Linked DNA regions of Mus musculus: region 2 is linked to region 1. A link is a loop called in an ENCODE intact Hi-C map of the cell type or tissue named here. Cell type or tissue: gastrocnemius. All regions are shown on one strand. Each heading gives the region's core, and the rest is flanking DNA. Links, peaks and the distances in the headings are about the cores only.

Evidence for each region. A loop is a pair of places that touch in the nucleus more often than their neighbours do. Peaks named below come from ENCODE experiments on the same cell type or tissue, not always from the same donor. Only the 100,000 strongest peaks of a DNase experiment are listed, where the experiment ranks them.
Region 2: it touches region 1 in a loop (2.9-fold over the local background); 5 of 42 quality-filtered maps call a loop at or near these places.

The regions. Positions count from the first base shown.
Region 1 is chr8:8,821,160-8,832,324 of GRCm38, forward strand. No RefSeq gene overlaps it. Among named protein-coding and RNA genes, the nearest start is that of Gm39127, 100 kb to the left of the region's middle. In gastrocnemius, for the core only: no CTCF peak of the experiment used is centred there; no DNase peak of the experiment used is centred there; H3K27ac peaks cover 1,639 bases.
Region 2 is chr8:8,764,418-8,775,582 of GRCm38, forward strand. No RefSeq gene overlaps it. Among named protein-coding and RNA genes, the nearest start is that of Gm39127, 47 kb to the left of the region's middle. In gastrocnemius, for the core only: a CTCF peak has its summit at 6,205; a DNase peak (open chromatin) is centred at 6,161; H3K27ac peaks cover 2,584 bases.

The sequences.
Region 1 (11,165 bases), core at 1,782-9,781:
CCTTAAATCTCCCTTTTTCAAACTGAAGAAAGAGAACATGGCACTGCAGAGGCAAGAAATGCAAGCAACACTCAAGAGCACACTATTGAATGTGTAACTGCTGAGACAGGGTGAGAATGAGTAGCCTTGTGACGGCTTGCCCCTTATTCCCAAAGAAAAATGTAGCTGGCTGTTGGCCAACAAGCTCATAGTGACAGTGTATAAAATGGCTTATCAGGGAGACACGGGAACATGAAAAGACCCAGTTGTTTGCATGAAAGTTTTATAATCTCACAAAGTACAAACGGCTTGTAGTTTTTTTTTTAAATTAACAGAACCCCATCAAAATCCTAGACATATTTTGCAATAGAACAGGGTACTTTCACTTGATAGGTATTCCAAATACACACACACACACACACACACACACACACACACACACACACACACAAACCACCAAGACTTTTGACTTCTGAATTCCTTTTCAGTGTGCCCTGTGCACCTTCTTATATTATGTATCATCCTGCCAGGATGGCTCAAAGCTATCTTGATGATGGTGCCCAGCATCTAGAATGTGTCTCTTCATGCTGGCCAACATTCCTCATGTCCAGCCCCAACACCACGTCTTCTTCCTTTCACCTTGTCATTTTTATCTCTTCGGGTTTCTATCGGACCCCTTTAGTTACTGCCATGTGGTTTGCTGCCAGCTGTTTGCAAACTGGGGGTAGTGATGCTACATAAGACCAGATGAACTTGTGCTGTGTGTCTGAATTAGGGGATACGACACAGAGGAGCTTCAATGTAGGTGAGGGGTGTTTGCAACTCAATTTGACCATTAAGGTGTCAGGGAGGCGGTGGCGAACTCATCCTGAACAGGTTATTGTGTGTTCCTTCTGTATGCAGTGTTCTTACTCACTAGGGTGAATGCTGGATGAGCACTCTCCTCATAGTTGTTAGTAACAGCTTATTTGTCTTCCCTTCTTCTTCCTCTTCCTCCTTCCTCCCCCACCCCCTCCCCTTCCCTCCTCCCCCTCCCCTCCCTTCCTTCTTCCTCTTCCTCTTCCTCTTCTTCCTCTCCCTCTCCCTCTCCCTCTCCCTCTCCCTCTCCCTCTCCCTCTCCCTCTCCCTCTCCCTCTCCTTCTCCCTCTCCCTCTCTTCCTCCTCCTTCTTCATTCCTAAATTTCTCTTCTTAGTCACAGGGTGCCACAGTCACCAGAGGAGATGGACCAATGTGAGAGAGTGGACAGGGGATTGTAGGACAGGATTTCTCATGCTGGGCATGGGTAATATCTTAGGCTGCATGCCTCTTGATGGAGGAATGCCCCATGTATTGAAGCATTCTGACCTCTATATTATCCATGCCAGGAAAACGTACAACTCATATACCGCCTTCAGACTTCGGCCAGCCTTCCTCCAGCTTGAGAAGTGCCTAGCTCAGGTCTTGTGGCAGCAACAGTAATGTATTCTCAGTTCCACTCTGCTTCAGAGCTTTAAATCAGACGGCATCTTCATCCTGCACGGGCCTTCCTGAGGACTCCACAAGCATCCTGATGTCACTCAGCTCGCTCACAGGTCACCTCTGTGTGGACAGCAGTCCAGCACCTCCTCCTCGTCCCTGTCTCTCTCTGTATCACATGTTCCCTCCTGAACTGACATTCACACTGCTCAGCTGCTTTGTGCGCGACCTCACTCACTAGAACTTAAAATCCCGTGGAGCCGAGAGTTGGGTTTGCTCGCTGATGTGTTCTATTCAGAAGCTCACATGTCCTGTCTGTGAGTGATGTCAGGGGTCTGCCCCGTTACAGGCAAATCCAGAGCCTAGAACAGTCTGCTGAGGAACGGAGGGTAGGAGGACGTCTCTCACAGCCATGGATAGACTGACCACAAACCCTTTGCTCTTCATTTGTGATTACTGAATACTATGGATTCTTCCTATCATGGAAGAGTTATACAAAAAGGGATAGTTCTAATATGCAAGTTGAATAGGTCCTTGGAAGTTAATTTCCCTTTCCCGTGGAAAAGGACATCGTGAGGCTATTGTTTCCTTCCCCTTCGCTAAGGCGTTTTCAAAATGCCAAGAAAGCGAAGCTAGGAATTCAACCAATGGCTTCATGCCTGCCTCAAAAGCAAGTGGTTGTTTTTTGTTTGTTTGTTTTTTGTTTTTTGTTTTTTTTAATTTAAAATACTTAAAATGCATTTTTCTCTTTTCTTTTTTGTCTTACTGAAATAGTTTCTCGTCAAGAGGGATATAAACTGGGAAGCAAACTAGACTAAAATGTGCCAGAGAGATCCACGATGAGCGGTAATGGCTATGTCCTGTCTGCAGAAGGATTCTGTGTTCACAAACAACTATAGGGCTCCCCAGACATGAGTGCTTGCAGGCAGACGACAATGTGTCTTGTGAACAGGTGTATTCTTGAGGGTCTTGAAGCAGTGATCATCTGTGTGTCGGTCTCATTATGACAAAGGAAATGTGACTTTGTGTTCGGAGTCAGTATCTACAATCCAGACGACCAGGGTTCAAGTACAGTGCCACCATCACTGGCTGGCACCTTGGCGAGCATGCCTCACCATGGCTCAGTCTCAGTTCCCTCATCGGTGAAGAAGCGCAGACACACGTTATGTTACTCATGGAGTTGTTGGGTTTATTACATGAGAAAACTTGTAGGAAGTCAGGGGTGGCTCTGGCTCTCGGAAACCTCTCAGGCCTGCTGGTCTCATGTGAATGCTGTGTTATCACTCTTCCAAAGTAAGGAAACCCTGAGAATACTGGCATAGGAGGTTTCCTGGTTCTGCTGGGCTCAATTCTGGTGCAGTCTAGGCAGGAAAATTGAAAAAACTATGGAAGAACAACTTGTTTTCTCATTTATATAATACTTATTCCAGTCATTTGCACAAATATTTATGGTGGGAATTCAAGAGAAATCATAAAGGAAAAAAAAGAATTATGAATCTTCAACTTGTGTGTGTGTTTGTGCAGAGGAAAAGGGGACCTATGCTTACCTCCTTTAAAACAAACTAATTTCATTATGTTTTAGTAAGAATTAGCTATTTTTGTGAACCCAGCATAAACACACTCATACAAAAGAATGTAAAATCAAACATTCTCCCCTACTGTTTCCAGACAACACCATTAGCATATTGTTCAACTTCTTTTCAGAAATTGTCTCACATAAGATTTTAGAATCTGTTCTAAGACCTAATTTTATATTTTGAAAGTTTTAATTATAAAAGAGATTAAAAACTTGAAGTGGGCAACATATGGAAAACTGGCCTAGAATGGGCTCTCCTTTTCCATGTGTTGGTAGATGCATGTCTGTCTGCCTGCCTGTCCGTATCTGTCTCTCTCTCTCTCTCTCTCTCTGGTGTGTGTGTCTGTGTGTCTATTGCTAGGAAGGGATCCCAGAGCTTTGCCCATGCCAGGCAGGCACTCTATCACTGAGATATACACCAGTCCTTGAAATCAACATTTTGTAAAGTAGTGAGATCTGGGTCTTGGAACCAGCTGTGTAATTTTTCAGTGTTTAACTCTCAACGCTCATTGTTCCTACTAGAGAAATGGGATAATTACACATATGGATCAAAGCAGTAAGCTTACCTCACAAAAGTGTATCCTGACAGAGCCTTGGTCTGGGTTAGCTCTTTACCATCCTTCCCTATCCAGGGGCTCTGAGAAAGCCCACACAGCTAATCGTTTGTTAGCTGCAAGAACCTTTCCTCTCACCCTCTTGTTTTGTCATTTTAAGCTTTAGAGGGAATCTTGGGAAGGCATGTCCAAATATGTGACTGACTCTGAGTTCAGGAGTAGCTCAAAATGAATCCATCCACCTGATGTGTATATACCAGGGGTTCTCTAGCTCAAGGTGGGAAGGAGCAGGGAGGTCGATCAGTTCCAACCTCTGGAGAATGAAGATGCAAGACTCATGTCACCAGTACAGCCACTGGCTTGAAGCCCAGCCGAGTTTCCTGCTGAGCATTTGGAGTCACCCAGCTCCAAGCCTACCCTTCACAGAATTTTCTACATTGGAGTCTCTGATTTGAAAACTAAGACTCTCTTGCTAACAAAAATATTCAGAAACAACAGCTGTAAACAATATTGTTGTTATAACGAGTTTCAGGAACTTGAAAGCATTTCTTACGGTCTCCGTTTAATAATGCTCAGAGATATTGCCTCTCTCTGCATCCTCAGATGACGATCCAATACACTGTCTGTCTCGAGTATTTATAGATCCCTCTGGAGCTCCTGTTCTATTTTAATATTTTTTCTGTGTATGTGTGTGTGTGTGTGTGTGTGTGTGTGTGTGTGTATGTGTGTGTGTGTGTGTATGTGTGTGTGTGTGTGTGTGTGTGTTCGTGTGTGTTCGACTGTTTCTTAAAGAAGGACTTTAATTGTACCTGGTATTTGCCAACATTAAATACAAGTATCTCTTATTTTTCCTTCCATATCCACCATGATGGGTACTAACAGACACATGAGGCACAAGTTGCTACAAGAGTTCTACGTGTAAGAGAAGCATTCTTGAGTTAATGCTCAGGTGGAAAGTATGATGGTATCCTTTGCCCATGACAAAGTTAGTGCTCCCTTATACTCAGCAAATTTGCCATCTGAGTAGATTTGACTACTTGCATTGTTGATGAGTAGAGTTGTGAATATTCACTATGTCCTTCCAAAGCTATTTACTGTTTTCTACATTTCCTATAGTGAACACTCACAAATGTTGGGAAGTGATGTAATTCTACAAAGATCCGATGTATCAGATGGTCCAGTCATGCCTACAGCACTTAATACTATATCCTTGGGTTGTGATCTGCATAACACGCAGGTTCTTTTGTGGATAGGTTTTGGGGTTTATATTACTTTGATAGATTAGAAATGGCTCAAGGTCCGGCATGGAGTCTTCCATTGTTGAGTTATCCCTGCCTGTCAAAAAAAAAACAAAAAAAAAAAAAAAAAAAAAAAAAACCAAAAAAAAACCTCTACTATTGTCAGTGAGCCACTCAACTGACCATAAGGAGAAATGAACAGGGATTAATAAATGATACTTCCCTTTCCCCATCAAATTTACAGTTCACCGTTACATACAAAATGTATAAAGCCCATTCTGACCAAGCTTTTATTGGATTGTTAATGGTAGCACTGATGCAAAAAACTTTTACGTGAAAAAGAAGCAACTTCTCCCCGACTATAGCCAAGCACAAACAGTTCTGGCTTTTCGAGCACTTAACAGGTAATTTTCCTTCTGTGCTTCTCCTGGATGCTGCTCCGATGTGGGTGTGGATGATAAAATTGACTCAGTGCCAAAAGCCCCAACTATCTCCAGCAGTTCTTGCCCCTTGAGAGTCCGACTTGCTGTGGAAATCCCTCCAAAATCAAGGCAACATCTGTGATCTTAAGCCTGCCATCTGTAATAGGTTTCTGTTAAGATGAAAATCTGATGTAAATGATGGAACTGAGGACCTCAGACTCGATGCACAGAACCGCCATCTGTGAGAAGAAAAAAACCCAAACACCTTGTTTGTCTGCTCAGAAGAGATGTGGAGCTTGGAAATAGAAAGGAGACAGTTAGGCAGCAGTGGCCGGAGAATCTCAGAAGCCAGGCATCAGTACAGGACTTAAGGGGGACTAGTTAGAAATGTCTCAGTGATTTTCTGGGTGAGGGGCATCCCAATTCTTTTTAGGCTCAACGGTGCTTGCACACGTCTTCCTTGTTACTGAGGCTTCCGCACTGTTAGAGGTGTTTTGATGGGACTGGTCCACAGGGCACAGTGTATGTAGTCAGCAATCTTTAGCCCAAGGCATGCTCGAGGTTAACAGAAGCCCTGAGCACTCCCTGAGGCCCAGGGCCTCTCTCTGTGTCTGGCAAGAGAACAGTAGTACACGCCCTTTGCCTCACACACAAGGACAATCCTCCTTGGGAGAATGGGAGGTGAGCCAATTTGCTAATACGAAATGAGCAGAAGTATTATGAGCACTCCCCGAGTAATTAGGGAAGGTGATACGAGCAAATTGGAACCTCAGATGAACTCCCTAGGAAAGACGTTGTTCACAGGCTGAAGGAAGCTGAAGTCTGTGGGAGCACCCTTAGAGTATGACGTGCGGGGAGGGATGAAACCAAGGGTGGTTCCTATGGATAAACCACGAGGGGATGCTATTGGTGCTGCAGAGGTGGGTGTGGATATCCACCCACCTGGGGAAAACACCAAGGGTAAACAACAGAACTCTGAATAAAGTAGGTTATTTTGAAATACACCAACACAATCTGGTTATAGGGCATCCATCCATTCAAAGGCATGGCTCGCTGTGGTAAATGGGACCACATGTCAAGGATTATCTTAGTGGACATAGGAGATTCTCACACACGTCCTACATGGGCATTTTGTGGAGCTATCAAAACTCTTTTGTTCTTACCTTGTGCCCATCTTCCAAAATCAGTGTGTCTGCTCTTGCTGAGGCGCCCGGGCACACTGCCTGACCAGTGGGCAGGTCCTTGTCCAAGTAGCCAGATCTCACTCTTGCTAGGGAAGAGCACTGTTTACTAAAATAGTTTGTCTTTAGATGCCAAAGGAAATCAAATTGTAATCAAAAGCTGAGAACAGGCTGAAGTCATCAAGGCTGTCCACTCCAGATTTGGCATCTCTGCATGTTCCCAGGCCTATTAACTACGATACGTTTACAAAAGGGAAAAGCTTTATTGCTTTCAGAATTTGTTTTAAATAATGGCCCAGCGAGGCACTGATGCAACAGACCGCAGTGGCGTCTACAGTGGTTCCTGTAGTTTTCAGGAACACAGAGATACAGGGAGGGAGGGGGAAAGGTTTTATCGACATGGCTCGATAAAGACAGAATGTATTTAGCTGAACTTTGAAATCACAGGAGATGCTGACCAAACTACCAGGGAGACTCTGCTGTGGTCAGTGTATTGTGCCAGTGATGTGGAGAGATGCTAGATCAGTGGGTAAAGGCTCCATCCCTGGGACCTGCTTGGCAGCAGAAAAGCAATTTTTCACACCACAAGATTTTACTTCCCTCCCCACTCTCATGCCATGCTATATCACATACATGTACCCCCATACATAAATGAATAAATATAACATACAGAGACTAAGGACTAGCCTAGTGGGGGTGGGATTTGTAATCCCAGTGTTTGGGAGGCAGAGACAAGAAGATCAGAAGTTTGCCGGGCGTGGTGGCGCTAGCCTTTAATCCCAGCACTCGGGAGGCAGAGACAGATGGATTTCTGAGTTCGAGGCCAACCTGGTCTACAAAGTGAGTTCCAGGATAGCCAGGGCTACACAGAGAAACCCTGTCTCAAAAAAAACAAAAAAAACAACAAAAACAACAAAAAGAAGATCAGAAGTTCAAGACTGTCTTTGGCTATAGGAGGCCTTGTTTTAAACAATGAAAAAAGAGAGTAAAAGGGATGGCTTTCCATGTCCAATATATATAGAAGAAAGTACGATCCAGTGGTTCTCAACCTGTGGGTCGAGACCCCCGAAGAATCAAAACGTCCTTTAATAGGGTCGAATACCGGATATCCTGCATATCATATATTTACATCACAATTCATAACATTAGCAAAACTAGTTATGAGGTAGCAATGAAATAGTGTAATGGTTGGGGTCACCCCAACATGACTAAATGTATTTTTAAAAGGGTTTCAACATGAGGAAGGTTGCAAATCACTGGTTTAGAGAATAATCCTAGGATATTTCATTTGTTTGAAAGTTTTTTGGTCTGTTGTTGTTGTTGCTGCTGTTGCTTTGTTTCCTGCCGAAAAGAACTGATTTCTGTTAAAATGGAAAACGCTAAAGAAAACTGTTCTTTCCGCTTTCAAAGCAGGATGTGTGCAGTTGGTCTCTGTCTCGGGGGCTTTGTCACAACTCTCAGCAGTGACTTCTCTTTCTCGGGTGATTTTTTTTTTTTTAATGAGAAAATGTTAGGCAGTACAGCAAATCTGAGTAGAAGTCACAGGGTAGGACGGCATCCCCATACTCTAATTTATTTCTTTCTTTTAATTCCATTTAGCAGAAAGTTAAGCACCCCATTTCGGCATGCAATTCCCCTAAATAAAAAGAAAAAAGAAAAAGAAAAACAAAAGAGCCGAAAGCTTTGAGGACTAATGGGCCAGCCAGCCGGGGCATCTCACTGTAACATCGTAGTAAGGTTTATATATGGAGTCCGTTTTCCGTCTTGGCACCAATTCACGAGTGCTAGAAGCAGGCTACTATAAAATAAACCCTTCGCCTCAGTGCGGCATGGCCGAGCTGTCTTCTCATCAAGCTGCAGCTTTGTAGTATGTGAGTTAGTCCGGGCCAAGGCTAGAGAGGAAACGATTATCCCACCAGAGGCTCCGAGGGGAGAATTAAAGTCATCAGAGCTGGCAGGGCTAGGCCTTTTCTTTGAACACAGGAATCCTGCTTCAATTCATCATGACCCCTCGTGGAGGGTAGTGGGGAGAGGACACGCTTGGATTCTTCCTGTACCAAAGGAGTCATTTATAAGGTCTCTTCTCACCCTCCAGAAATAGGAGAGACTAGCTTCTTGGCAGAGGGAGGAAGGAGGAATGTGCGAAGTAGGGCAGAGAATCTACAATGGAGTTCTTCAAAGCTAGTCTAAAATGCAGTGGAAAACCTATCCTAAAACCACCCAGGGCACTCAAGGAAGCAGAGGTCGGAGGTCAGGGAGCCAGGGTGGTGCTGGGTCAGGGTGCTTGGCCAAAGTGAAGCAGCTGTATTTCCTTTTGAGGGTCACCTCTGACTCCTCATGCTGGAAGTGTGGACCACTGCCTCTGGCCTTGATCAAATATTGTGATCTTCCAGGTGTGCCCTAGTACCTGGTGGAGACAGCCACTTGGGGAATATGGGTAATCTCCCCAGTGAGAGGGTCTATCTCTCCATAGCTTCTCTTTATAGGCAGTGACCTACATTGCGATGAAGAGAATAACGTGTGTCCTGCCTAATTTAGGAGCATACCCAGTGCCCTTGGCAAAATGACTGTCCTCATCTTTGTAAGGATCACATCCTGTGGAGAGACACCTCGGCAGAAATTTAATCCAAAGAAAGTCTTTCCTCAAAGTCTAGTAATAAAAGAATAAATCTGAATAAAATACCAAAATACTGTTTATAGATGCATGCTAGGAGCTTTTTTATGCCCATCAAAAAAAAAAAAAACAAAAAAACAAAAAAACAAAAAAAACAAACCAACAAAAAACCCAAAACCCAAAACAAACAAACAAAAAACCAGGGCCAAGAACCCCACAGGAACCCCCACCGCCACAGACATTTTCTAGAACCTCTCTCCTTGTTGGTTTTTTGTTTGTTTGTTTGTTTTTTAAATGAGCATTAGTTTTGTGATCCTGTGAAGTTCTCCAGAATGTCAGCTGAAAGCTTCTTGTTATCACCCAGGCAGTACAACCACAGCGAGGCACTAAGAATATAATACAGTGCACGAGCGTTATTGCCGGAGATCATTCAGCATCAGGCCCCAGCCGCCATGCAGCCACACAGCACTTCCTTTGGGGGTGACCTAATGTGGGGAACAATACAGAACACATAAATGGATTTCCTCCCCTTTGGTGACTGGGCTGTCCCCATTGTGTATCTTTATGAGGCATTGAAAACTGGGAAGTGTCTTGACAAAGGGCCTCTCCGGCCTCCAGGATCGATGGCTCTTTCTCACTATTCTTTGTTCCTCAGATAAGTTCATAGATTGTTTTCCCTGTACAACCGGGGTGCTGACTAAGCTCGGGGTGGCCACCACTAAACTGGGCACCAATGGTTGGACTGGCCAGTGGCCAGTGGCAAGACCCTTTGGAAATATCCATTTATTGTCACTGAATAGATTGGTTCATGGGACCTCTGTGGTTGGTCAAAGCTGGGGGTAGGGGGCTTGGGGCAAGATGTGGACTCTATGCAGTTACTGGGTTATTCAGAATAAGAGCTCAGAGTCAGAGTCTAGTTCAGTCACGGGGCTTCTGTCTGATATGTGTAAAGGACAGGGTTCTACCCCTCAGGAGAGAGAGAGAAACGGACAAATTGGGACAATGAGAGACTGAGAGAGTAAGAGAATCTAGAATGAACCCTCAATTTTTGTCCTGTAACCAGAGAATGTTCTGTCCCTCCTTCCTAAACCAAGAGGAAGGAGGGGCTTCGACAGTTCACTCACAGTGCTTCCAGGGTACTGAGTGGGAGAAGAGAGGAGCCATCATCCAGCTTAGAAGAGGTACTTCTGATCCATCCTGCCAGACAGACACCAGAGGCCACCCTGTGGGCTGCCCTGGAACTAAACTGAAACACAGAGGCGTTCATGGGTTCCATTCGTATTTACTATGAGCGGAGCATTGTGAAAGAGGCAGATGTGTTAAAGACACACTCCCACACATCAGGATTACGTCACGGCCAGATTTAAGCACCCACAAGGTCTAAATGACTTCATCACAGAAAGGCCATTGTCTTGGATCCTATTATATGACACGGCTCTTTTCTTGAACATTCTTGGCTTGCCACCTGGACTCTGCCTTTGTTTCCTCTTTTAAACCTGGGACACACTTGGTCAAGGAGCCATTGTGTGTTATTGTGAAGGGCACCTTCACGTCATGGCTCACATTCCTTTATCTCTCAGATGAGGGAGTCTCTCTGTTGAGGCTGAGACCCTTCTGGATGCCCCGAGAGTGGTCAGAGCGATGTGTAAAGGCTGACCAAGCTATTTGCTTCCTTGTTTTAAGTAATTCCTAAGCGTTGCTCCTCAAGACCAGGCTCCATCACTCTTCAGTTACTCAACTCATAGAGTTCCCAGGCTGTGGCAGTCTATGACCTAATAATCATGGGCTAGAAATCAATGTCTAGACAAGGCCACCCAGTTGGGGGAGCAGGGTCCAAAGGCTGGTACCGGAGTCAGAGGTAGCCACTCAGTTGTTAGTGGTCCTGCTGCTATGGAGATATAAAGTTGATTAATAAATAATAGTAATAGTAATGAATATTTAAACTGAGCCAGGCAATGGTGGTACACACCTTTAGTTCCAGCATTCAGAAGACAGAGGCAGGCAGGCAGGTCTCTGTGAGTCTGAGGGCAGCCTGGTCACCCTGAAATTCCACAAGGGCTGCTGAGGTTTTCTGACATCTTACTTTATTGCTCTGTAACTTCATCTTCCCAGATGACGCTGTGATTCAGCCGAGCCTGACCAAAA
Region 2 (11,165 bases), core at 1,895-9,894, 57 kb before region 1:
TTTGAACTCTGGACCTTCAGAAGAACAGTCAGGTGCTCTTACCCCCTGAGCCATCTCACCAGCCCTGGAGTCCACCTTCTTGAGTTCTTTATATATATTGGATATTAGTCCCCTATCCGATTTGGGATAGGTAAAGATCCTTTCCCAATCTGTTGGTGGCCTTTTTGTCTTATTGACGGTGTCTTTTTGCTTTGCAGAAGCTTTGCAATTTTATGAGGTCCCATTTATCGATTCTTGATCTTACAGCACAAGCCATTGTTGTTCTATTCAGGAATTATCCCCCTGTACCCATATCTTCGAGGCTTTTCCCTACTTTATCCTCTATAAGTTTCAGTGTCTCTGGTTTTATGTGGAGTACCTTAATCCACTTAGATTTGACCTTAGTACAAGGAGATAGAAATGGATCAATTCGCATTCTTCTACATGATGGTTTCTCTCTTTCTTTTTTCTTCTTCTTCTTGTTTTGTTGTTGAAGTTGTGTTCTGAGTTCTGGGAAGGACGTATGTGTATGTTATGCTCTATTTTTAGATGTTTATAAATGGGACAGTTATCCTGCAAAGTGATAAATAGGACTCTGTTCCTGGTAAGGGAGAGCCAGTAAAACAAACAAACAAACAAACAAACAAACAAACCTACCCACCCACCAACCAACCAACACAAAACCAGGACAGAAGACATGTCTCAGAGGTCAAGAGCCCTGGCTGCTCCTTCAGGGCACCCAGCTTTAGTTCTCAGCACCCACATCATGGCTCACAGCTGTCAGTAACTCAAGTTTCAGGGGATCGCATGCCTCTTTTGGCCTTCAAGGGCACCAGCCTGTGAGTGGCGCTCAGACAACCATACAGGCAAAACTCATACCAGTAAAAAAGTAAAGTAAAGAGAAACAACAAACAACGAAACAAATCAAAACCAAAGCAAAGATGCTTTCTGCTGTTTTAGAACAGCAGAGCCAACAGCTTGGGTGTTTATTATTCTGACTGGATACAAATTTGATTTTGAAGTTGCAATTTGTTATTGTTTTAAAATGACCTTTATTAAAATGGCATTCAAATAAATCACTTAGTTTCAAAAACGATTTCCAAGCTTATGGGCGTGTTCATGATCAGAGGTAGCATTTGGGATACTGAAAGAGCCTGGTTCTGTGTTTGCCCCTTTATGTAACGAATCAAAACCTTGATGGTTACTTAGCATTATGTACACTCAAATTGGTCATGCATACTTGGCAATATTCCATATTTGATAATAGCAGTGGAACACTTGTCATTTACATACATACATATATACTCAAACCCATACATACATACCGAACACATGTATGTGTATGTATATTGTATGTATGCATATATATGCACACATACCATACCTGTACACACACAGAATGTGCTTGTGCCTGTGCACATGCATATGCCATGGCTTAGGTATGGAGGTCATAGAACAACTTATGGAGTCAGCTTTTAATTTGTACCACGTGGATTCTGGACACTGAACTCACTGCTGTCATCTGGCTTGGTGGCAGGACCCTTAGCCACAGAGACATCTTTAAGACCCCTGTTATTATTTTTTACGATGTGTAATAACTCTGCATGCCCCTTTGCTTTCATATGCTGTTTGGTTTCTCTTTCATATTCTTGCATGGCTTTCATTTCCAGTCTTATTTTGCAAATGGGAGAAACTGGTACCCAGCAAGGTCAAACAGCTCACCCCAAGTCATCCGCTTAGAGGATGCAAAAGCCCGCAGAATTAGCTTGCTTCCACTGTGTCCATTAAGCTAGCTGAATGAGGGAGATGTTGAGTGGAAGCCGCAGAGATGAGGGAAGGATGGGTCTCCAGGGCTGTGCTAGTTTTGACCAGATTCCGTGGAAGCAGGGTACCAGTGCGCACTAACGCTCAGGATGCTTTGCCTTACGTGGTATCCACTGAAGCTTTCCAGGCAGCAGTGGACAATCAGGACAGTGCATACCATGGGGGCACCTGTGGGGGACGGGCAGACTCGAGCATGCCCTCTGTGTTTTGAACCCTGCACATTCCTTCTCTGTCCCTTCTCATGTCCCCTTATCTTTGCCACTTGGCTGACAGGCTGACATCTGAAAGCTCATTGTGTTGTGGAATACTGCCTCCCCCCTCCCCCCCTCTACATTTGTTTTTGGTTGTCTTACCACCCAAGATCAGACTTCATTACTTCATTCCTGAACACTCTAATACCGACTAAATATTTCTCGTTTTTAGACTTTTTTTTCTACTTGAATTCAGCCTGAACCCATAACACCATCTAATTAATTTTCTCGAGACACTTTGATCATGTAACCACCCTGACCTCAAAGTGTTAGGCACCCATCTGGCCTGTTGGACAAAGCAAAGCCCTCTGCACAGCTCACACGGTGGTGACGGTTGTGGACCAACTCTGTAGAAACGCGTCAACATGTTTGCTTCCAATTTTTTTTTTTTTGTTCACACCTTTTAAGGCAATAAGAGAAATATCTCCTTTCTTCTCTGCCAAGCCAGTCATCCCAAATCTCAGGGCTGAAATGAACCTTTACTCTCAAGATGTGCCCTCCCGCTCAGGCACTTAATGATCTGGTCGGGGGACTCTCTTCTCCTTCATCTCCAATCACATCAAGAGAAGCTGAAGACAGAGAATGCAGGTGAGGGCACAGGACTCATAGGAGACTTAGAACCAACATGGCTGTCGTGTGAGCCACTGTAAGGACAAGTGCCTCTGTGGCTTTAATGGACAAGGAGGCTGACGAAATTCCAGAACCAGTCTGAAGTTACAGAAAATAAAGGTTAGCACCGGGAGAGGCAGGAACAACAGGGATTGCTGTCATGCGACAACCTGTCTTAGCCGGCACTGACAAAGCTGCTGGTGTTTCTTCACGGCAGTTGTTCGAGGATCCATATCTCTGAGAATGTAGTGTGATCCCTGCCCCTCAGCACCTCAGGGAAAGGGTCACTTTGAAGTCTGAACAGCCCAGAATTCCCTTCGAACACGGAAGGCTCGAAGCTGGAAACACACCTCTTGTAATAGGTTCATAACATTTCTACTGGGGCCATTTCCCCACCAGGTCCAAGAGACATGGCCACTTTAGTTCACACCATTGTTCACAGAACTTTTGATGGGGATTATTTTTTTTTGATCAAATCCCACAGTTCCCCCTATCATTAGTGACATTTTACAACACTCACGTATATCACATACCATGTCAGCCACAGTCTGTCTCCAGCACCATAAGTCCTGGAGTCATGCCTTATAATTTTGAAGTTTCTGAACCATATATAATATCAAGGACATGGTGTTTGTAACTAAACAATATGCGGGAAGAAAGTCATGGCAATGGCATTTGGCTGCAGTTGAAAGCTTAGCTTTTAATGTTTCTGAAGATCTGAAAGATACTCGGTTTTTGTTTTCTCCAAGGGTCCTTCACAGTTAACTGCATAATGCCCAATTAGGAATCTTAGAAGAATTAAGGGTTGAGAAAACCCAGCCTCTATTGGAATCTTTGATTCTGCCGGCCATACTTTCCCCAAACCAGTTTTTACACAAGCAAACTCCCTGTGGGATAGAGCTGATTGTTATAACTTTTGAGTTTGCCTTGCAAAACCACAGACCCATTACAGCAAATGCTGCAGTTTAAGATGTTTAAAAGTCTACAATTGTAGCTGATTTTGTTCATTACTTGATCAGGAGAGAGAGAGAGGAAAAAAATACCACAATTCTTTTTTTTTCTTTTTTCTTCAGGTTTTAAATGAACTGAGATTTTAATATTTATTTTCTAACTTTTGTAGCATGTTAAGCACAATGTTTTTCTTTCTCAAAGGTGGGGGAATCAGAAATCATGAAAAATATCTTGATCTAAAAAAATGGGAGACAAGGACAGTTATCATTTGTCGCTTGTGAGCGGGGAGTACAAGGGAAGCCTTGTTTAGTCTCCCTGCACTGTGGTCAGGGTATGACAGGCTACCCTGCCAGCCACAGAGACAAATTTGCCAGAGCTGCAGGTGTCACGCTCATATTGGAAGGTGTAAGTCGTTTGTCATGCATCTGGTTTTGCAGAAATACTGGGGCCGTAGGAATTTATAAACACAGTTCCCCTTAATTTGTGGAAGACATTATACAGATAGCATTTTTCTCGGGCCTAAGGCAGGAATCAGAGTCATTTCCCTCTTGGGGAGTGGGGCAGCGGGACTGCACTCTCAGTTTGGTGAGAGGAGTTATGGAAGTTAGTGGATGAATCACAGATTCAGGTCCTGAATTTCATTGCTCTGCACCAGCGTCTCCCAGCTCAGTACTGCTCACATTGCAAGCCCTGTAGCTCTGGACAGTTGGGGAGCTGGCCTGTCCATACCTTGCTTCTCTACTTGTTGTCATATTTAGGAAACACCCCAGGACATTTTAAAATGTTCCTTATGGCGGGGTGGGGTGGAGGAGTGAGGAAAGAAACCATTTTCTGTTGATTAATTTTTATTTTTTAACTAGACATACACTAGAGTCACCTGGGAAGAGGGAACCTCAGTCAAGAAATTGCCTTCATCAGATTGGCCCATAGGCTTGTCTATGTGGCATTTCCTTGGTTGGTAATTGACCTCGGAGGGTCCAACCCACTGTGGGCACTGCCATCCCTAGGCAGGTGGGACCGAGCTGGGGGAGGAGCCAGCCCAAGGAAAAAGCCAGTTAGTATCATTCCTCCATGGTCTCAGCTTCATCTTTGCATTGAGCTCCTGCCCTGGCCTCCCTCAACGCCTGTGATGTAGAAACATAAGTCAAATAAACCCGACCCCAGGCTGCTTTTGGTATGTGGCAGAGACATACACTGGAACACTCCCAGTTGAAGACCGCTACTGTAGATTCGCTTTATATTTGGGGCTGCTCACTTCATATACGTCATATACCATGTTAAAGGAGAGCGGCATTTCCCGGGGACAAAGGTCCGGCCTTGTTCCAAGGAGAGCAGGTGTTGTGACTTGCAGCGAGTCTTTCAGAACGCCCTGGCAACCATGGCTGCACCTGGGGCCAAGCTCAAGGAGTCTTTTATTAGACTTTAGAGCGTTCAGAAGAGTTGTATTTCCTAAAAGTCTCCCCTTACCTTCGGGGCAGTGCCCACTTCCATTTCAGTTGTAAATGCCTCCGTTGGCTCTTTTTTCTCACTGCTGAAATAACAGCCTGGCAGTAATGACTTTACGCTCAATGCGTTTGGTTGGGGATATGGTGCACCGTGCAGGGAAAGACTTGCCACTGGCATGTGAAGCCATAACATACGAGCTGGGGGTGCAGCTTCTTATATCTTGAGGATACTGGGGAAAAAGGGGTCTCTGGTTGAAATGTGGGCTGGTTATAGCCCATAATGTCTGTACCCAAGAAATCTATTTAAGGCGAGGGAGACCCCTCCCCGTAAGTCCCCCAAGTCCTCCCAAACGCTACCGGCAGCAGGAGACTAAGTTTCTATTAAATATAAGTCCACGAGGGATATTTCAGATCTAAACCATAATAGTAACTATAAAAAATACACAATTATATAGCGGAGAACTCAGCGTGTGTGTGTGTGTGTGTGTGTGTGTGTGTGTGTGTAGACTCCTTTTTCCATGGCAAGCATCTCCATGACTAATCAATCAGTGTGCTCCTTACCATTGAACTAAAAGGTCAAGTCTCATTGCAGATTTTTTTTTAACACCTCAGCAGTGTGTCAGAAGAAGGGCTTAGGTGGAAACCTCTGTGTCACAAGTTATTTGGTAACTAATGGTAGCTATGGACGCAACTTTATTTGAATTACGGTGGTAGTGGTGGATGCACTAAAGTCTAGAAACCAAAGAATGTGTCTGGCCAAACTTCATGTTTTCATAAATGATCTTATTGATTTTTATAAGACCCGAGGGAATCCAAGACGATTGCAGGTGCTGAAAAGCTCCATTATTTTCATGGGGTACCCACCTCAGTTTTAGAGGTGAGTACCTGTATGACCCGCTTCTCTTATTGCTGTGGCGATGTTCGCTGCAGAACGACTTAAAGGGTGAAGGTTGTGCCTGTGACATCAATTTCAGGTGCTCTCGAGGGCGGATGGGCATTAGCTTCCATGAGACACTTTGTGGGTGTCAAGTGGTGACTGGTGATTAAGGACCCGAGCTCCAGGCAGGCAGAGCAGGCAGCCTGCACAGCCATGACAACGGAAAGGAAGAGAGTCATTGAAAACAGGGTGGGCTCTGTTGCCCCTGCTGGTGGTGAGAAGAGACACTTGGTGTAGGTCGGGCCTGAGCTACTGAGCCAGGAAAGGAGTCAGAGAACTCACCCTGGACATCATTTGCTGAGAAAGCATCTCCCTCTAGGGTGAACGCTCACTCATTTTGAGGTGTGTGTGTGTGTGTTTGTGTGAAGATCTTCTCTTTCAAGTTCAGGGAGCCACAGAACTTGGCACACATTATCAAAAGATGGAAACCAAACTACCAGGTTCAGTTTCTTTTAGGAGCCATATTCCATTCTGGGGGGAGGAACGAGCCATCAATGTGGACCCTACTTTAGGCTCCTCCCATACCCACAGGAAATTTTGATACATACTAAAGTTAGAAAGCATTGATCTAAGCCATACACATCTGGGTTTTGGTACACTTTCTGGGTGTTAGCGTGTAGTGACTCAGGGTGGGAGATGTCTCTGTTTTTGCACATGCTATTGGTTTGTGAATGCAGCCCATGATCAAAGAGGACAAAATTCTAGGTTGCTCTCTAATCCAGGTGTCCTGGCCTTGTGGGCCAAACCATATCGGGGAATGTGTTGGAGGCGCTGAACAAATATAAGGACACCTAGCTCAGGGGGTTCTGAAGGAATGGTGAAGCAGTGGAGATCTGGGGAAGATCAAGCTGAGGACAGGCTGGGGACAGTGCATGCTTCCTTGGACACCAGAAGCTTGCCTGCCATCCACTCCCTGGGATCCTCACATCCCAGGAATGTGGTGGTTTCAGCAATCAGTTTATCACAGTTTAACACTTCCAGGTCTATTCCAGTGTCAGCCTATGTCCAAGGAATGTGTGTATGTTGGGAGTGGGGTGAGTCTCCAGGCCGGGGGACAATATAGCAGGAGGAGTTTCCTGGCTGGACTGGCTTCTTAACACTACTAACATATTTTCGCACATTGGGAGAGTTTCATGAGGTCCTCTTGTTCCCAAATATCTTTGACTCACCTTATTCAGTGGCCTGTGTTCAGAGTGGGATCTGATTATTTGGAGAACTCAAACAACTGTGCAAGAAGGAAGCCAGACAGGTACCAAGGCTGTTGGGAAAGCCTGGTCATTGAGGGGGATGGCCTGGGAGCTGAGATATATTGAGACCAAGAAAGTCAAAGGACTTCTGAGAAGGGCTGAAAAGCTATTCTCTTGCGTAGGCCATGCTCACAGGTACATGACAGGGGTTATCGCAAATAAGGGCCTTGGAGTACAGTGGTGTCAGGAGCCAAGGTGAACACAAGAATACTGTGGACCTTGAGAACAGAGAAGGGGAGTGGGGGACCCAAGACTGCAGAGAGAAGGCGTCTGGTTTGCAGCTTTATTGGCCACCTCCGCCTCAGCCTTTGCTAACCACTGTGTGGTTGTGAGGGAGAGGAGGTGGTCACCATGCCATTGTGGTTCCTGAGTCAGCCAGAGCCCATTGCCGCCAGGGAACCAGACTCCGTGAAATGTTAATTATCTGTTAGAAAAAACAGTTTATTTTATACAATGCTGAAAACAAAAATCCAATCCCCGAGCGGGCTCTGTCATTTGACTCGCGCAATGTACATTTATTTATGCCCCGTAAAGGTACAGGGAAAGCCATACAGTGGTCTTTTTAAAAAGGTGATAACACGTTCTTTACACTAAACCGTAACACCTACGCACACAGTGATTGAGTTATAGTCAGAAAGGCACCATAAATGACATTTCCTCCCACTAATTTCACATTGCCTGTGCAGCTCTGGGGAGTAACATTACTCTTCAACAGAAAAATGTCCTATCCCACCCTGGCAACGCCTCACAGCACTTGTATTCCCGTCAGTTTTTTTTTTTTATCAGCTTGACTTGCCCTGTTTCTTCAGGGGTAACTTGTTCTCTGATGCTAGTCTGCATTTTATGGAGTGTGGAGTCATAGCAGTTTCCTTGTCCTGGTCCCATTAGCTTCCTGGTCCTATTGTTTGGAGTCTCCAGATCCTGATGTGTAATCCAACTGTTTCCCCACTATGTGGGAAGCGGAAAGCTGCCGGCCTATGTCTTGAACAACCCAAGCTAGAGCTTTCCTTTCCCAGGAAGATGCTGGCAAGACTTTCTGGGATGCAGCGCACACAGCAGCTGTGCACAGGGAGTGTGTCTGGTGGGTCCCGTCACTGGGTTGGAATCTGCTGGCAGCATGATTTCTGAGTTAAGTCTAAAACTCTGAAAGGAAGATCTCAACAGTATTTGGGTCTGTTTCTTGGTGGGTTTCAACTTTTTGCACCGGGTTATGTTTTTTATTCTGCTGTTTTCAAGTTCTTGATTCTACACCCTCCCCCAACCATCCCCCCCCCCAATTGTTGTTGTTCTCCTCCTTCTCCTCTTCTTACTCCTCCACCATATTGTAATGAACTCACATTTAACAGTACATGTAGCTAGATGAATGTAGACCGTGCAGGTAGAAAGAGACAGGAGTCGTAAATGATAATAGTTTTTCTGATTTCGACCCTGTCACAGTTGTTCTTTTTCATCCTGATGCTCACGTCTTCCGAATGCAGAGTTGTAGACTGAGCAAACACTTGCTTGGATGGTTCCCATCTCATGAGACAAGTTGACTCTCAGTCCATTGTGTTGACTCTCAGTCCATTGTGGAAGAAGTCACCTGACTCACATCCCCTCAGTTTCTCTCCAGCTCCGAATTCCTCTATGCAGCTCCTGACTTTTCTACTTTGACCCAACCCAGAGCTGGCTTTCTTTTCACAGACTAGTGCCCCTGCCCACAACGCTGCTTGGCATATCCCTTCTTCGCCCTGTAAGTGTCTTCTTTCACAGAAGGAAGGTGAAAGAGTAATCTATTTATTTTTGTTTTTGAAACAAGAGTTTCCCTGTGTAGCTCTGGCTGTCTTGGAACGCTGTAGACAAGGCTAGCCTTGAACTCAGAAATCGCCTGCCTCTGGCAGCAGAGTGCTGGGATCAAAGGTGTGTGCCACCCCTCATTGAAAGAGTAATTTATAAACAGTAGATTGTACAGAGCCTTGTCCCATGAAGGAGGTGATCTGTGTCTTAGGCCCTTTGCTGTCACTGTTTTTCATGCCAAACATTTTCACTTTGGAGAAATCACCATGGAAGCCATCTTGGTGTCCCACTCTCCCCCTTGAAGCACACCAGTCTTCCTCCGAACTCCTCCATAACTGTGCAGAGCTTAGATTCTGGCTTATTACGAAGCAGGAAGCAAACGTGGGGGCGGAAAAAGCCGAGAAGGTCTGGAGGCGGGGACACCTGTTAACAGCAATCAGGAGTCTAAGGAATCAGGAGGTGATGAAGATGGGCACTGGGTGTGTCAGGCAGAACAGGAGAACTCAGGGAGAAATGTCACACTGGCCTCATCCGTAGGCAGCTGCTGCTACAATGACAGTGTGTGGGGTTTGCAGGGTGTTTAAGCAAATATGGGCCTGTTACAGATAGAAGGACCACGAGGGGAGAATTACCTGATGTGGGGGTCAATGATGAGATAGATCTTAGGCACACTGATATAGGATGCTAGGATGGCAGGAATCTTAATTTTTAATTGCTATTGGAGAAATTGCAGTGAAGCCAACGTGACCAAGACAATGTGTCAAAGAAAGCATTTAACTCAGGCTCATGGTCCCAGAGGGCTAGAGTTCTTGACCTTGATGGTGGACAGCATGACAGCAGCAGGCAGCACGAGGCTGGAGCAATAGCTGAGAGACCAGTGTGGTGCACAGAGAATTAACTAGCCCAGGCTGGCATGGGCATTTGAAACCTCAAAACCCACTCTCAGTAGCACACCTCCTCCAACAAGGCCACAATTCCTAAACAGACTATGAACTGGGAACCAAACTTTCAAATATCTGAGCAGATGGAGGCCATTCTTGTTCATACCACCATAACTGGCTTTGTTGCTTTTGTGCCTAGGGTCAGGAGAGCATATAAAAGCAGTTAGAGCGGGCAGGGGGAAGTCAGGAGGCTACAGGAGAACAAAGAGAATGGGCTGGAGTCCTGTTAACCCTTCTGATCGTCTGTGCCCTTCCTTCCTACCTCTTAGAAATCTCATTGTTTACTAAACACCCTCAGGGACCAGGCTCCACCACTTTGACATTTGGGTGACATTTCACACCCAAACTGCAGCAGAGGTCGTTGGGCCCTGCTAATTAAGCCTAAGTCTACTGTTATCCAGACAGTCCTCTGAGTTTGGTGCTAAATGGGGCACTCCCTTTATCAGCAGGGCTTTTCCTTTTCTGACATTGTCTGGGGAGCTGCTAATCCAGATTCCCTCTACCTGCATAAAGTCGAATAGCTTTGGCGAGATTACAGGTTCAGCTTCCTTCCTCCTGATAAGACCCTGTCTAGTAAGTACCTGAGATTCCTGGAATGCCTCTCCATGCAAATGAGGCATACAGAGAACTTTAAAACTCTAGCCACTGATTTTTTTCATTTACCCTGAAAACTCCTTCCCACTTTCCAGAGTCCATATTTAACCCTGGTTCACCCTAAATAAAGTGTATATGCTCACAAGCTAAGATCAACTCAGCGAGCTGTCTCATTGAAGGTCCTCAGAGAGGCCTTCACCTAAAAGACCTTAACACTAAAATCTTGGAAGAAAGCCTTCTCTCCCGGTCACCCCCCATCCCCTCCAGCACTCAGTCCCAGGGGGACCGGAATCTTCAGTGCTCTACCTATTCAGGACTCTGATTCATCCTCGCCCAGTGTGTAGAGGTGTCTGGACACCCTGAGAGGAAGGAAGCAGGGGACTCTAAACCACAGCTGGTGTCCAAAAAACGCATACCAGAAGAGGTTGTCTATATTACCTTACACAAGATGACCACAGGGTACAGTGGGCAAAGCCCTGTTTTAGAAACTAGTCTATAGATAAAGATCTGCAAATCCTGCTCTTGCCCTCAGGATGCAGGCTCTCTAACAGTGGAGGCAGAACAGCAACAAGGAGTTGCCATCCGGTTCCCAAGTGTCATCACAAAGGCGA